Linked DNA regions of Homo sapiens: region 2 is linked to region 1. Evidence: chromatin contacts called from ENCODE Hi-C or POLR2A ChIA-PET data. All regions are on one chromosome and are shown on one strand. The core of a region is the stretch at or near the end of the contact, and the rest is flanking DNA. Distances in the headings are between cores, read along the strand shown.

Region 1 (2,905 bases), core at 133-2,632:
GCAAAATGATGAATGAAAGAAATGGTTGTTATTTTTTAAGCCATTGAGTTTTAGGGTGGTCTGTTATGCAGCAAAAGTGAACAATGCAGTCTTTCCAGACTTCCTTCCTTTCTTCCTTTCTTCCTTTCTTTCTTCCTTCCTTGCTTTCTTGTTTTGCTTTGCTTTCTTTTCCTTCTTTTTCAGACAGGGTCTTGCTTTGTTGCCTAGGCTGGAGTGCAGTGTGCAATCATGGTTCACTGTACCCTGAACCTTCTGGGCTTAGGCAATTCTCCCACCTTAGCCTCCTGAGTAGCTAGCACTACAGTGCGTGCCACCACACCCAGCTAATTTTTTATTTTTCGTACAGACAAAGTTTTCTTATGTTGCCCAAACTGGTCTTGAACTCCTGAGCTGAAGAGATCCTCCCACCTCAGCTTCTCAAAGTGCTGAGATTACAGGCATGAGCCATCGCACCCAGCCTGGACTTCTTTTTCTATGCTTCATACACACATAGACTTTAAAAAAAAAAAACAACACTATCTTACTCTATGTATTATTTTGTTTCCTGCATTATATCTCTTTAATAACATAGCATGTGCTAAATAAATATCTTTCTGTGCTAAATAAATTAGTTTAATAGTTGCTTCATATTATTTTCATATTAATATTATGATCTTTTAATACCATAATTTATTTAACTACTTCTCTATTGGTGGACACTCAGGTTCTTTTCTGTTTGATTTTTCTACTGTAAAAGCCCTGATTAACATTCCATATATTATATCATTGCAAATTTGTACTGCTATTTCCTCTTATTAAATTTTTAGAAATGACTTGTTGGGTAAAAGGCCACATATGTATTTAAGTACATTAATACATGTTCTTTTTTGTTGCCCAGGCTGGTCTTGAACTTCTAGGCTCAAGCAATCCTCCCAGCTGAGTCTCCCAAGTATCTAGGACTACAAGCACGTGTCACCATGCCCAGCAACATGTTCTAAACTGCCTTGAGAAAGGTGACATCACATTGCCAATTCTGTTCCTCATTATCTCTATTATGAATTTTAACTCTGCTATCCGAGTTCATCTCCCTTTTCCTTTCATTCCATTGCCTTTCCACCTCAACCTGTTCTATGGTTTTCTGATTCTGCTTCAGAGAGGTGAGTTACTTTGCAGTCTTCTAAGGATGTAAATTTTTCTCAATTTTTCTTTTCTGTTTCCTGTAGGAATAAATGAAGCCCAGATATCTAATTTTCTTATTCATTATTTATTCTCTCTCTGGAGAAGCCACCTCTATCTAGGGACTTCACTTGGGTGTGCTTTTTGCCCACAGTGCTGCTCCCTGTTCACTTGGGCACAGGTCAGGTCCATGAGTCAGATCCATGGCAAATGGCCAGCAGGTACACACCCCACTCTGGATCCAACTCAAGTATCAAGTAGATTGTCATCAGCTGTCTCTGTTGGAATGTGGTGGGATCTTCTTTCCTCTTTTTATTTTTTTTTTAAGATCTCAGCTCACTGCAACCTCTGCCTCCTGGGTTCAAGTGATTCTCCTGCCTCAGCCTCCTGAGTAGCTGAGACTACAGGTGCACGCCACCACACCTGGCTAATTTTTGTATTTTTAGTAGAGACAGGTTTGGCCAGGCTGGTCTTGAACTCTGGACCTCAAATGACCCACCCACCTCAGCCTCCCAAAGTGCTGGGATTACAGGCGTGAGCCACCGCACCTGGTCTGGGCTCTTCTTCCATACCCACTCTGAACAGATACCATTTACAAAAAATTACAGTGTCCAGCATGCACCTCTCAAGGGCTCTTTCTTTCTCTGCCCCCATCTATAAGGACTCTACTTGAGAAGCAGCCACATCACAATTTAGTTGAGTTTTTTGTATCTAACGGCTCTCTAATTACTAGTTAGGTTGTCATGTAATGACATTGCATTAATTAAAGACTTAAATGGCACACCTCTATCTATTGGAGAGGCTAGGGTTCAAAATGTCCACTGTGATTTGACATTCCATTTGTATTTCTGCTCTAGCAATTTTCAGAGTTCTAAGCAGTTGGCCAACATTATCTCCAGTCCTCAAAACAACCTCAGAAGACAAATAGGAGGCAGGTGTTCTTGTCCCTGAACTTCATGGGGAAGCAGAGGCACAGGGGGACAATGTGACTCATCTGCCCAGTCTGTGGACATTTGTCAGCTGCCTTGCTTCCCCTCCTTTGCTCCATGCTTCCTATCTTGTGGCACCATGCTGCCAGACTGCCCATCCCTGAGGCTGGTTGGACTGCAGTAGAAGGTCAATTAGGATGAGTCATTCAAACATTTGAACTGCCTGGTTGCTGCTTAGAGAGTGCCCTTAACACAGGTTGCCCTGCTGAGCATTTGAGGTGTGGTGCTGAATAAAACTGCATGCCACCGATCTTGCCCTAAAAGCCCTGCATCATGCATTTACCACTCAGACTCCATAAGTCTTAATCCACTTCTTCCTCAATAACAGCTTAGTCAGTATGAAGTGACTCTAATAATAGCAGCAGCAGATTGAGCATACACAATGCCTGCCATCCTGAAGGTGTTTTAGGAAGCTCTGCTGAGGTGCTTCTCTGTCTGTCTGGTCATATCTTTAACCATGCATCTGAAACCAGATGCTCATGGTAAGGGAGATGAAAATATTTGGCAACTGGGAAGTCACGGGGCTGTACCTAAGGGGTTCAGAGAGATTATGACTAGGTCCAGCTGAGCACATTAGACTTGTCACTTGCCATGAATGTGCATCATTAGGAGAATGGAAACAGTATTTACTAAACATGTTTTAAGAGTCTTTTGGTTTCCAGGAAATGTAAAACTATGATGGATACAGCAGGTGCAGAGGCAAGCCAACTGTGAAAAGGTTAATAGGTCAGCTAGCCTAATGGCTGATATTAGGAATCAGA
Region 2 (2,905 bases), core at 239-2,738, 81 kb after region 1:
CTTTCATGTTTGGATTAAAAGTATGACGTATGGAAAGTTTTAGCTTCTAAAAACTTGTCTTTATCATTTAATATTACGTATGTTTTAGAAAAAAGCTGGGAGAAGAGCTCTGGTGTCTGAGATCACTCTCTCCAAATTCCTGTAGGGTCCTGCTATAATTCCTGATGGTATTTGCATCTCACTTATTCATGTACCTTACAGCCGACTTTCTTTTCCACAGATAGAATTGGCCTCCCACTTTAGGACAATGTGTCCTCCAAATTTGCTAGGGCAACTCCATACCTTACTTTAACTTCTTGCAGGACCTAACTCTCCAATCAGTCGTTAGTGTATATTTTTGTGTACTTGGCTCAAAGTCTTTCAGTGTGGATGTGGACCTTCCGGAGAGTAATCTCCTCCAATGAAGAGCAAATGGTCATAAGGAACATGTACGAGCAGGTATTCCTGTTAAGCCTTATGCTCCGTCTTTCACCCATCCACTTGCACAGGGGACTAGTTTCCTTTTATGATCCTACCCAAACGTTTGGCCTTTTTGGAGAAGTGAGGGAAGTGAGGGGTAGAATTTTTGAGACTCAGTTCAGGGCCTTTGATATGCTGTTCCTGTCCTTCAACAGATGTATCAAGTATCTCTGGGTCATCCCCTAAGACACGTTGGTGATGAACAATTCCTAGAACTGGTCTAATTTTTTTTTTTTTTTTTTTGGATAACAGCACAGTTTATATTTTTTGGGCATCTTCTTGAACTGTACAAGTATATTCAGCATCATTTCTCTGCCCTGTCGATCTTTTGTCTTTTCTTCTGTGCTGTCAATAACCTGTTTGGCAAATGTCTACTTCCATTGTCCACTCCGTGAGCAGTGTACACCGGTCTCCATCTCCCATTCCTGCAGGTCCCTTCGTGGAAACGGCAAAGTGCCTGACTGTAGTCCTCTCATTCTGGACTGACTCTGCCATCCACCAGCCTCTTCTCCCATTTCCCAGGGCTTCCTCCCACATCTGTCTATTTCATAGATCGCCTCCTCCTCTTAGGGAAGTTGAGTCTGTCGAGTTCCCCTGCACATCGCCTGCCAGTCCAAGTCTCCTGCCCGCCTCCCGCACGCCCTCCCGCGCCGCGGTGTCTGTGGGTCGGTTCCCAGACGCGCCCGCCGGCTCTTGGGCCTCCACTGGCTGGACGTGGGTCTGTCCCGCGCCCGCGCGTCCGTCCGTCCCCCACTTGCCTCCAATTCGGCAGGAACTTTACACCAGCCAGGAGGAGAAGGACGGTGCGCGCGGGTGCGGGTCTGGCCGGCTGGGGCCGGCGCGGGGGCGGCGAGGGGCGCCGGGCGGCGTCGGCTTGCGAGCGGGCCGGGGGCGTCGCGGGCCGCCCTGCCCTATAAGGGGCCGTGCCGCCTCCGCCGCCGGGCGGGTGCCGGGCGGACCGCGGCGGTGGCGGCGGCGGCTGCGATTGGCTCAGGCGCCCCATCCGGGGACTGGGCTCGGCGCTGCTCGTTCGCCCTAAAGGTACCAATATGGCGGAGGTGAGCAGGGAAACCGGGCAGGAGCAGCCGGGCTGGAGCGGGCGCCCGGCGGCTCCCCGCGACCCCCGAGCCAGCCTGGGGGATCCGGGGCTCTTTCCGCTGCCCCATGAGGGGCGGCGTGGCGACGCGGGGGTCGCGGGGCGGCGACTGGCCGTGGCGGGGCTGGCCGGGGGGCGGGAGCGGGCGCGGGAGCGGTCTCCCTCCGGGACTAGGCCGCGGCGGCTCCGGCCCCGGTCGGGCCGGGCGACCGAGCCGGACGGAGGTGGCGGCCGGCTGCAGTGAGCCCTGCCCCAGGGACGAGGCAGTGCCGTGTCCCCGGTCGCTGACGCGGGCCGCCGGCGCCTCCGCGCCTCTTCCCCGGGCCCGGGTGGGTGGAAACCGGCGGAGCCCCCCCTCCGCGGCCGGATCGCAAAGAGGGGAGCGGGCTGCGCCACTGCCCTGCGGGAGTCGTGCGCTGTGCCCCCGGCCCACCGGGCCCGGGCTGCGGCGCGAAGGAGCCGCACGCTTCACTTTGCTGGGGGCGCGGAGAAGAGCGGGATGCGGGGCCACCGGGCTTCTCAGAAGAGCGGGACTCCCCACCCCGCAGCCCGGGAGGTGCGGGAGCCCCTGGGGTTAAAGGGCAGACCGAGACCCTCGACGCCCTCTCCAGGAGAGCGGCTTGATAGCTCCAGTTTTCTCTGGGCTGGAGGAAGGAAGGCTGGGCGAGCGAAGCTGCCCCGGCCATGTCCCCCGGGACTGGTGAGCTGGGGGGAGGGGGCGGTGTGGCAGGAGCCCCTGGGCTGGAGCTCGCTGGGGCGGGGGGCGCGCTGACGGTCCAGGGAGGGACTGAACACTCTGGAAGGAGCCAGCATCCCTGGAACTGAGAGGAGCTGCATCTCTGGACTCGAGAGAGAGGATGGGGGGCTCGCGCTTTGGTTTGGGGGCGAGTGTCCGATTCGAGCTGGCCTACGCTGCAGGGGAAGAGATCGGCTTCGGAGTTGGGGCTCCCGGGCCCCAGGGGCGAACTAGGTGCTCAGAACGCGAGTTCGTTCCAGAAAAGGGTGTTACGTTTCGAGTTGTTTGGGGCTTCGGAGAGCCGGGTGGGATTTGGAGGACTCCGGAGATGCCAGGGATGGGGGACTGATGGTGCCAGCCGACTGCTCTGGGTTTTGCTTCTCTGCTTGGAAACTTGCTGAGCTCCAAGAAGCGACTTGGAGTTGCCTCTCAGACTCCGGGCTTCGTCCCGGGTCTGTGAGTTTGTACACTTGGGACTCGGGGAGGAAGGCGAGGCAGCCAAGAGGGGGCCCGAAAGGGGCCGGGAGCGATTCGAGTGAAGCTACGTCTTGCACTTTTGGCAGCTGCGGAGGAGCGCTCGACTCCGCCTCCTCTGCGCCCTGTTGCCGGCGCTG

The links. Hi-C counts contacts between places; a loop is a spot of excess contacts on that map. ChIA-PET counts read pairs that join two places held with the same protein, here RNA polymerase II (POLR2A). Pooled maps may share reads with other maps.
Region 2: a map of PC-9 shows a loop between it and region 1 (5-fold over the local background). The contact joins the promoter of MIER3 here to the enhancer-like site in region 1. A Hi-C loop is called at or near these places in 6 of 168 maps with a recorded cell type or tissue (B cell, Calu3, GM12878 and 3 more), 15 of 37 single-sample maps with no recorded cell type and 12 of 50 pooled maps. POLR2A ChIA-PET finds 5 or more read pairs at or near these places in 3 of 52 experiments (Caco-2, WTC11 and activated naive CD4-positive, alpha-beta T cell).

What each region holds. Positions count from the first base shown.
Region 1 is chr5:57,031,753-57,034,657 of GRCh38, reverse strand. All of the region lies in intron 1 of LOC124900981 (a long non-coding RNA gene), which reads right to left. Among named protein-coding and RNA genes, the nearest start is that of MIER3, 81 kb to the right of the region's middle. Within about 2 kb of position 1,382, at least 2 of the 41 ENCODE cell types and tissues checked have a DNase peak (open chromatin) inside an H3K27ac peak, as active enhancers do; they include PC-9, where a contact is called at or near this core.
Region 2 is chr5:56,950,706-56,953,610 of GRCh38, reverse strand. MIER3 (MIER family member 3) reads left to right here and starts at 1,488. Exons shown (of 13, transcript NM_001297599.2): 1 at 1,488-1,517. The coding sequence starts at 1,509. RefSeq lists silencers at 1,207-1,626, 1,657-1,766, 1,827-1,996 and an enhancer at 2,567-2,656.